Regions from separate parts of the Homo sapiens genome. Here region 1 is linked to region 2. A link is a loop called in an ENCODE intact Hi-C map of the cell type or tissue named here. Cell type or tissue: mammary epithelial cell. All regions are shown on one strand.

The links. A loop is a pair of places that touch in the nucleus more often than their neighbours do. Peaks named below come from ENCODE experiments on the same cell type or tissue, not always from the same donor. Only the 100,000 strongest peaks of a DNase experiment are listed, where the experiment ranks them.
Region 1: a loop joins it to region 2, with 11 times the contacts of the local background. A loop is called at or near these places in 21 of 110 quality-filtered maps.

The regions. Positions count from the first base shown.
Region 1 is chr9:72,022,643-72,027,642 of GRCh38, forward strand. No RefSeq gene overlaps it. Among named protein-coding and RNA genes, the nearest start is that of C9orf57, 35 kb to the right of the region's middle. RefSeq lists an enhancer at 2,391-2,685. In mammary epithelial cell, a CTCF peak has its summit at 2,536 (motif pointing left); DNase peaks (open chromatin) are centred at 399, 2,489 and 3,499; H3K27ac peaks cover 756 bases.
Region 2 is chr9:71,602,547-71,607,546 of GRCh38, forward strand. No RefSeq gene overlaps it. Among named protein-coding and RNA genes, the nearest start is that of CEMIP2, 160 kb to the right of the region's middle. In mammary epithelial cell, a CTCF peak has its summit at 2,094 (motif pointing right); no DNase peak of the experiment used is centred here.

The DNA of each region.
Region 1 (5,000 bases), 420 kb after region 2:
TCCTGCACAGCATGTAGAACCATGAGTCAATTAAACCTCTTCTCTTTATAAATTATCCAGTTTCAGGTATTTCTTTATAGCAGTGTCAGAATAGACTAACACACCTGCTCTGTCATGTCTCAGGCAAAAGCCTCGCACTAGTTCTTAAAAAGGGGTGCCAGAAAGAAACAGGAGTCAAAGCAGGCCTGAGAGAGAGAAAGAGTTGTTCTAGAAAGCGTGAGAACAAGAGCAAATGTGTGAGAATGAGAAGAAGAGAGCATGAGAGAAAAAAGAGAAAAAGACAAAGAGAGCGAGAGACAGAGGCTCTTCCAGAAAGATGAATCACTATTTTAACCAAGCTACACACACACACACACACACACACACACCCCTCACAAGTTCCTCATCCTAGAAGTCCAAGCCTCTCCAGGCTGACTCACCATCCAAACCCTATATAAACTGCTTGACCTAGTTCTGAAGAGGATTACTTTTAGCCTCAATCACTCATGGATTATTCCTTTATATATGCAGTGTCTACCCGTCTTATCCACCCCAGGTGACTAATGAACTAAATTTCTCTTTCATGACATCAAATTTGTGACATGAACTTCATGCAGCCATGTTTGTGTTTAAAAGACCATTCAGAAGCTGAGTCTAATAGAATGTGGCCTTGGGATTCTCATCCAGGAATAAAACCATTGAAAATATTTCCTTGTTCCTAGACCAGGTGAGAGAAACAAAAACAAATAAATTAGAAAAAAATAAAAATTGAGTAGCTGTTTGCAAACTTTGAGAGGCCAAGGCGGGCAGATCACCTGAGGTCAGGAGTTCGAGACCGCCTGGCCAACATGGTGAAACCCCGTCTCTACTAAAAATACAAAAATTAGCCGGGTGTAGTGGCGCATGCCTGGAATCCCAGCACTTGGTAGGCTGAGGCAAGAGAATCACTTGAACCCGAGAGGTGGAGGTTGCAGTGAGCCGAGACTGTGCCATTGCACCCCAGCCTGGGGTACAAGAGTGAAACTCCATCTCAAAAAAAAAAAAAAAAAAAAAAGAAAGAAAGAATGAATGGGTATTTATTAAGCTGTGCTATCTGGGAAGCTGTAGCAATGTTAAAAGTAATAAACGATTCAAAGTTCATCAGATAAATATAGGTAGATGAGAACAAACGAGTAACATCAATAAAGTAGGTTGTGTTTCTATGCATGAAGAAATGTTGCGTCTTATAATTCAATTCACTTTAGACATTTATTAGGCACTCATCAGGTACAAACTCTGCCCTAGGAATTGGTGGGTGCTACAAAATAAATGAAACACTGTTGTATTTGGCCATTCTTGCACTGCTATAAAGAAACTGGATAATTTATAAGAAAAGAGGTATAATTGACTCATGGTCTGCAGGCTGTACAGGAAGCATAGTGGCATCTGCTTCTGGGGAGGCCTCTAGAAGCTTCTAATCATGGTGGAAGGCAAAGTGGGAGCAGGCACATTGCCTGGTGAGAACAGGAGCAAGAGAGAGAGAGAGAGAGACAGGTGCCTCACTTTTAAACAGCCAGATCTTGCGAGAAATCACTATGATGAGGATGGGACCAAGAGGATGTTGCTAAACTATTCCTGAGAAATCCACCCCCGTGATCCGATCACCTCCCACCAGGTCCCACCTCCAACACTGGAGATTACACTTCAATGTGAGATTAGGGTGGGGCCAGCATCCAAACTATATCAACTGTTAAGGAAATAAAAGCTTTCTGCTATTTTATATGTATGTTCCTCATTCAGGTTACACAGTTCTTGTGTTGTATTCTGTGTAACGCTCTCACTGGCTTTGTTCCTGTGAAGGCCAGTGGATAAAACCTCTTATGTTATTCATGAGGGGTATTCATCTGCCCTAAAGCAGGGAGCTGGGGAAGAGGGGCCAATTCTCAATCAGAAAACCAGAGCTCAGGTGATTCTCAGAGCTCAGAGGCACAAAGAATAAGCAATATTATATGATTGGGTCTAGCTCTGTTGTGTGTGTGTTTTTTTCCAAATGTGTATGTGTGTGTGTGTATATATATATACACACACACACATACACATTTGGAAAAAAACACTTGGAAAAAAACACACACACAACAGAGCTAGACCCAATCAATATATGGGTCTATGTATATATACATACACACATATATATTATATATTTTATAATATATAAAAATAATGAGAATATATATTATATATTTTATAATATATAAAAATAATGAGGATATATATATATCCTCATTATTTTTAGTAAGGTTTCCTTTTAAAGTTCTGGCCCTGCTCCTGAAGACATAAAGAAGGGCCTTAGATCCTTGGGAGCAGGGTTCTTACAGTGTGGTCTCAGGGCCAGCAGCAGCAGCAGCAGCATCTCCCTGGGGACTCGGGAGTAATGCAGGTTCCTGTGTGTCACCCACATCTACTGATCAGGAACTCTGGTGTGAGACCGAATGATGAAAGCCGTCCAGGGGATTCCGATGCTGCTCAGGGTTAAAAACCACAGCTTGATCTGAAGAGCTGCAGGGGACAGCGCCCTCTGGAGGCCACGTGATCACAGCAGCCATAGAAAAGCAGCTGCATCCAGAGAAAGGAGCAAGAGTCTAGGTTTCCGAGTCCTGTTGTCCCTTCTCATGCAAAGAGACTTCTATGGTGGTCAACTTTAGAGATCCTGACTTGATTTAATTAAAGGATATTGCTGGTTTTTTTTTTTCTTTTTTTTTTTTTTTGAGACAGGGCATCGCTCTGTCACCAGGCTGGAATGCAGTGGTGTGATCTCGGCTCACAGCAACCTACACCTCCCGGGTTCAAGCGATTCGCCTGTCTCAGCCTCCCAGCAAATTTTTGTATTTTTAGTAGAGACGGGGTTTCACCATGTTGGCCAGGCTGGTCTCGAACTCCTGACCTCAAATGATCCACCCAGCTTGGCCTCCCAAAGTGCTGGGATTATAGGCGTGAGCCACCGCACCCGGCCTTGTTTTCTTTATAATAGTCCAGGCTCTCAGCATGGGTGAATATGGGTGTGTTCTAAAATAAATACTGTTCTATTTGCTTTTTCCAGTTCAAGTGTTCATATCATTCCCCTATTCAAAACGTTTTTACTGGTTCTTCATTAAACAGTCATCTCAGCCTAGTCTTTAAGGCCTCTGCAATGGGTCCAGCCCTCATTCTCAGCTCTCTCTCTCTTCCTCCCTGCATGAAAAATGCTGCTTGCTTGCTTTTGTGTTCATGTGGCATAGCTCATGCAACAGCGGCAGGCCACACAGTGTTGACAACTATGTCTCTCCTCTAAACCAAGCTTTTAAGGGCAGGCACCACATTCTGTTCCTGCTTATCCCAGCATTTAGCACAGTGCCTGTTAATCATAGCTGGTTGGAAATTGTTTTAAAAATGAGTAAGTGGCTGAATATTATGCGTGGTCTAGCTGTGTTGAACTATTTGCTGTTCTTGGAACTTTCTACCTCTGTCTTCCTTTGTGCAGTTCCTTTCAATGTGAGATGCCCTTACATGTCCATCTCTAGCCTCTCAAAACCCCACCCATGCTTTAAGATTTACTCATAGTGGCTGCTTAATAAACACGTGGGAGTTGAACTGTATAGAACGTGCCCTTGATGGAACAGAGTCATCAGCTGGTAAGTTCATTAAGTCACACTGTTCCTAGGGCAAAGTGCACTTGAAAAAAGTGGCACAAATAATAATAATGACATTTATCTATAATATCAATCAGTTGTATTGCTTGAGATCTTATCATGTGCCAAACCTTGCACTAAGCTTTTTACATATTATATTTTATTTAATTCTTAAATCAGTTTATGGAGAAAGTATTGTTATTTGTAAAAATTTAGAATGAGGAAATGGAGGCACAGAGGGGTTAAATAATTTGCCCAAGGTTATTTATTTTATTTTATTTTGAGATGGAGTCTCACTCTGTCACCCAGGCTGGAGTGCAGTGGCACGATCTCGGCTCACTCTAAGCTCTGCCTCCCCGGTTCACACCATTATCCTACCTCAGCCTCCCGAGTAGCTGGACAGGCGCCCACCACCACGCCTGGCTAAGTTTTTTGTATTTTTTTAGTAGAGATGGGGTTTTACCGTGTTAACCAGGATCATCTCGATCTTCTGACTCGTGATCCACCCGCCTCGGTCTCCCAAAGTGCTGGGATTTCAGGTGTGAGCCACCGCGCCCGGCTTGCCCAAGGTTATATAGCTAAAAATGTCAAAGACAAGGTTTCACTATGTTGCCCAGGCTGGTCTTGAACTCTTAGGATCAAGCAATCCTCCCTCCTCAGCCTCCCAAATAGCTGGGACTATAGTCATGCCACCATACCTGGCTGAAGCCAATATTAAAATGTAGGTCTGGGCCATGCACAGTGGCCTACACCTGTAATCCCAGCACTTTGGAAGGCTGAGGTGGGCAGATCACAAGGTTAGGAGATCGAGACCATCCTGGCCAATATGGTGAAATCTCGTCTCTACTAAAAATACAAAAATTAGCTGGGCATGGTGGTGTGTGACTGTAATCCCAGCTACTCAGGAGGCTGAGGCAGGAGAATCACCTGAACCTGGGAGGCGGAGGTTGCGGTGAGCTGAGATCGCGCCACTGCACTCCAGCCTAGGTGACACAGTGAGATTCCATCTAAAAATAAATAAATAAATAAATATAAAATGTAGGTCTGGTAGACACCAAAGTCAATGCTCTTAACTTGAAGCTAAATAGATTATTGATAAAGTATATAGATATTAGAGATCTTGACAAAACAGAATTGCAAATCTAAACAGACAAGCAAGAAACCTGAACTCATATGCCAGTCGATGAATAAATTAATATTTATTGAGCAGCTACTATGGGTCAGGCATTGTTCTAGGAGCAGGATGATAGAGCGGATGAATAGGCAAGGTCTCTGCTCTCAGGGAATTTACTTTCCAGTGAGATAATCTGTTTAGGAGATAACATTTGAGCCAATCCCTGGATGATGAGAAGGAGCCGTCATTTAAAGATTTGGGAA
Region 2 (5,000 bases):
TGTGACATTGAAACTGCCTTTGCATAAATTATAACAGAACATGATGGTAGTAAAAGAGATCTGATCTAACCCACTGCCCTCCCCATCTTGCCTTTCCCTTAAGAATTCCTGGGCTTAGGCTAAGCTAACTTTGGTAGACATTGAATTTATAGTTCAAATGATAATAGGACTTTCACAAAAACTCAACCACCTTTGTATAGATAACAAAAGGCCCTCATGCTAGGGGGAGGAGAGGAAACTGAATTCTGCTAAGGTGTAGACTGGTCACAAAATATGCAAATTTACTGTTGTAGATTGACCTTTTGAACTATCTTTTCAGGTTTTATATACATGTGACACCCATGACTCCACCTGGACTCACTGACTGATGATTTCACACTTCCATGCCCCACCTAGAAGCACCTCAGTTCTAGAGGACAGCTTCAACAACCCTATGGTTTCATCTTGGACCCAACAAATCAGCAGTAAGGCCTAGCCACCCCCATCACTTCCCCCAAACTGCCTTTGGAAAAAAACCTAACCTACAAGCCTTCAATATGATTGATTTGAGTAATAACTCTGTTCTTCTCCCACATGGGGTGGCTGGCCTCACGTCAATTAAAATCTTTCTTTACTGCAAAAACCCAAATAGTCTATTCATCTACATTATGGAAATTAATATATTTTGCTCTATAAACTGGTTCTTGGCATTCTCAGCCATATTCACTACTTTTTTTTTATTATCTAGCACCCATGAAGCTATTAAAGTAATTTTTTCAAGATTGGGCATTTTATTCCAGGGAAAGTATTTGTAATAGATTCTAATTTATGAATTTATTCAAATTTAATATCTGTAGGCAGGATCATCTCTGGATATTAAATACTTGGAAAGTTTATATTCCATGAAGTCAGAAGTCTGACCTCTAAGCATGGGCCTACCACTTCTCGGCCTGGTGATCATGAGTAAATCAGTTTTCCAACCTGCAATTTTTAATTTGCAAAATGGAGATGATGGTAATACCTACCTCATAAGACTGTGGTGAAAATTTAATAAACTTATACATGTAATAAGCCAAACATAGCTCCTGGCATATGTAGACATTCAATAAATGCTATTTTCAAAGAAACTAGGGGTGAATAATTTTACATCTTTAAATAAGGAAAGTTTTTCCATGCAATGGTGCTAAAGCCAGAAACCATAAATGAAAATATTACTGTATTTAACTGCATAAAACAAAGTTTTTAAATAACAAACACATTGCAATCAAGGATAAAAGATAACACCTGGAGAAAAAGATTTGCAACATATGTGCCAGGAAAAGGGTAAATACCCATAGTGCCTCAAGTTCTTATAAATCAGCACAAAAGAGAAAGAAAAAAGGGTAAAAAAAAAATGAATAAACAATTTAAAAAGAAATAGGGCTAGTAAATATATGAACAGATGTTCAGCCTCACTAGTAATCAAAGAAATGCAAAAAAAACAACAGATTGGTTATAATTAAAAAGATGGACAAAGCCCAGGATTTGCAAGTGTGCAAGCAATAGGCTGCTCTCACACACTTCTGGTAAGTATATTTATTGATCTAGTCTCTTTGGAGGGTGATTTAGTGATACATTCCAAAGTTCAAAAGATGTAGTCTCTTTTCTTTGTTATGTTAATGTTTGAATACTCTACACATTTCAGTATATTACTAAAATATTCTATATAAACATATTCTATAATATTTTATGTATTCTACTATCAGACAAAATAAAGCTAGCTTCGTTTTGGAAAATTAAAGTAGTTTCCTTCCCTTCTTCTTAGGGTTTTTATGAAAATAAAATTATATTCTCTTCCATATGAGATCTCAGGCAGCCTTATAGGGAGTGAGTGGTCATTGCGGTAATGATTGCTAATATCCCTGTGGCAACCTGCGGATTGCAAAGTATGCCACTTACCTTAATCTTACAACTACTGAACATAAACAGAGCTGGAATTATTACTGATCCCTTATAAATGATTATGAGCCTCAAGCCTCTTTTAATTCCCAAGTCAAATCAGGCACTGCCCCAAAGACTGTTCAAAAGAGGAAAATGGCCAATATTCAGGGACCTGGACCACCTTCTCCACTGGCTATCCCCCAGGGGGCGCTCAACTGACAGTAAATTAGACCTGCAAAGCATCTTCAGGCTCTCTTGCCTGTGGTTCCTTTACCATCTGTTGAATGGTAAAGAAAATCTCTCCTCATTTCAAGTTTATAAAACAAGTCTTTTTTGTTGAAGCTCCTTATCAGATCTGTCCATGGGGCATGAGAATTTTCCCTTTATTCCTCATAAGGCTTGAAATTTTCTTTGTCATCTATGCTCCCATCAGAAATTATGCTGGGAAAAACTATGACTAGGCAAATGACCCTGTAGTGATTCCAGACATCAAGTTCATGGAACCTTCACCCTTGCCCCACCTCCACCCCTCCATACCCATCAGGCCACCTTCCTGCATTAGATATTCAATATGATTATCCGCTTTTCTTCTCACAATGGTTTTTCAAGAAGGGATGTGAGAAAACACACATACACACACATACACACACACACACACACACACACACAGCTTCTGAAGCTCATTTATATCATAGCATAAATGATGCCAACAGCAACAGCATTTCATAACCATGGAACCAAAAATGCAAGGTAAAATAATGAAGTTATTGTAGGTGAGATTTCAGGGTATTCAAATATTGACAAATCATTTTGAGGTGGGTTATTTCTCACATCACATGAATAATGATGGTGCCACATAACATAAGTCCAGAGAACCTAGGCCCAGCTTTAGCTAGACGTAGGTATCTAAATTCTGTTAATCAGTAGATTCTGAAAGTTAGGGAATTTTTCTGAAATTCATTCTAATCTTCTCTATGGGACTTTATAATCTCACCGGCAATTGTTTGACTGTTAATAGCTGATATGAGCATCAAGTTTAGGATGTTCTAAAAGCCTTAAGGGACTTGAATAGTTTCTAACAGCTAGAGAAAAATATGCCAATGTACAGAAGTAGCAACTTTCTGGCCTGAAAGAAATCATAGTAATTACTACAAAAGAGCTCTATTAATGAAATCCTTCATTTTTTAAGTTAACAAATAAAGGTCAGGTATACTATGGTGTAATAGCATGGAGTTAATGAAAATAACAATGCAGGCCTATACTTGAGGACATAGAAAGCTGTCCATGATATTTTCAAGTAGGTTACAAAAATATGACTACTACAGCCCCTTTTTTGTAATGTAATAAAATAGGGGCCAGACGCCTGTAAATCCCAGCACTTTGGGAGGCAGAGGCGGGTGGATCACCTGAGGCCAGGAGTTCAAGACAAGCTTGGCCAACATGTTGAAACCCTGTCTCTACTAAAAATACAAAAATTAGCTGGATGTGGTGGTGGGTGCCTATAATCCCAGCTACTCAGGAGGCTGAGGCAGGAGAATCACTTGAACCCAGGAGGCGGAGGTTGCAGTGAGCTGAGATCATGTCATTGCACTCCAGCCTGGGCAATGAGCAAAACTCCATCTCAATAATAATAATAATAATAATAATAAAATAGGGTTTTATTTTGGAGAAAGAGGAATTAAAGTGGTATCTTTTCATTCTCAATAATCCGTAGTTCCAAGTCATCCTATATCTTTAGCATCAAGATCCATGTTGTATGACCTTAGGGAGGCTCCGACAGAATGTAGAATGGACACTCCTTCCAATAGTAGGAAGCCACCTGAGACTGCTCCTTACAGAATAATGGTTAAAGAAAGAATAAGGTAACAAGGTAGAGGACACAGATTCCCAGGCCTCCTCTATTGGGCTGATGCCTCAGAGAGGAGGAGGTGAGAGCCCACCTGGCAGATAGTTTGAAGAGAATGCAGAAGACAGAAGGACTTTTTCTCTGCTTCCTTCAAGAAACACTGAATTGCTGCAATGTTTTCCTCTGTACTTTTAAAAGAAAAACTTCAGCCAAATTAAATTTAAAGTTTAATTGAGCAATGAACAATTCACGAATCAGGCAGCCCCCAGAATCACAGCAGATTCAGAGAGACTCTATGGATGCCTCAGGTTCAGAACAAATTTATAGACAAACAAAGCAAAGCGATGTACAGAAATTGGAAGTGAGGTAGAGAAACAGCTGGATTGGTTACAGATTGGGGTCTGCCTTATTTGAACACAGTTTGAACACTCAGCAGTGTGAGTAGTTGAAGTATGGCTGCTGGGATTGGCCAAGACTCAGCTATTGTTACCGGCACATACTCCTAAATTAGGTTTTCAATCTTGTCTACCTATTAAGTTAGGTTACGGTTAGTCCACAAAGAGTCAAATATAGAAGTACAGAGTCCTTGTCAGGCCATACTTAATTCACTTTAACAATTCTTAATAGGCATCATATAAGAAGTGAACATACTGTTGGAAAATAAAAAAGACAGATGGCCTCCATTGTATCCAACATACCATAAGGGCAAAAATGAACACACACAATTTTGTATGTAAGAATTGGGGGTAAATAGAACTTGCCCAGTAGAAATGAAAAAAGTAGAGCGAGATAAATAATGTGGCATATGACTTAGAGGAGATGATCTTCCAACTTGATCTGGCAGCAAACTTTTCTCCCCTATAGTAGATAGATGCTCCATCTCAATTCAATGCCCTAGCCACTTTTTGCCAAGAGAAATTGACTCAGTTCTCTAAACTAGACAATAGGCCATCTATAGGTTTCAATTACTCACAACGAGTGGTCTGATGAGTAGAAAAAAAAGTGTATTCAGTGATCAACTCAAAGAAGAATCTTCCCTAAGGAAATTTTGATTAGGATTCTCTAATAGCACAGCCAAAGAGAAGATCTAGAAAAAGCAGGCTATGATTAGCAAATAGGGGAGATAAAAAGGATGAAAATCTCATGGTTTGAATTTGAAAACTGCTTATGTGCCATTTAACACAATAATATGTTGCCAAAAACAGTCAGGCTGTGGAAATCATGACCTGTAATCATCAAAAATAGAGCTTATGTT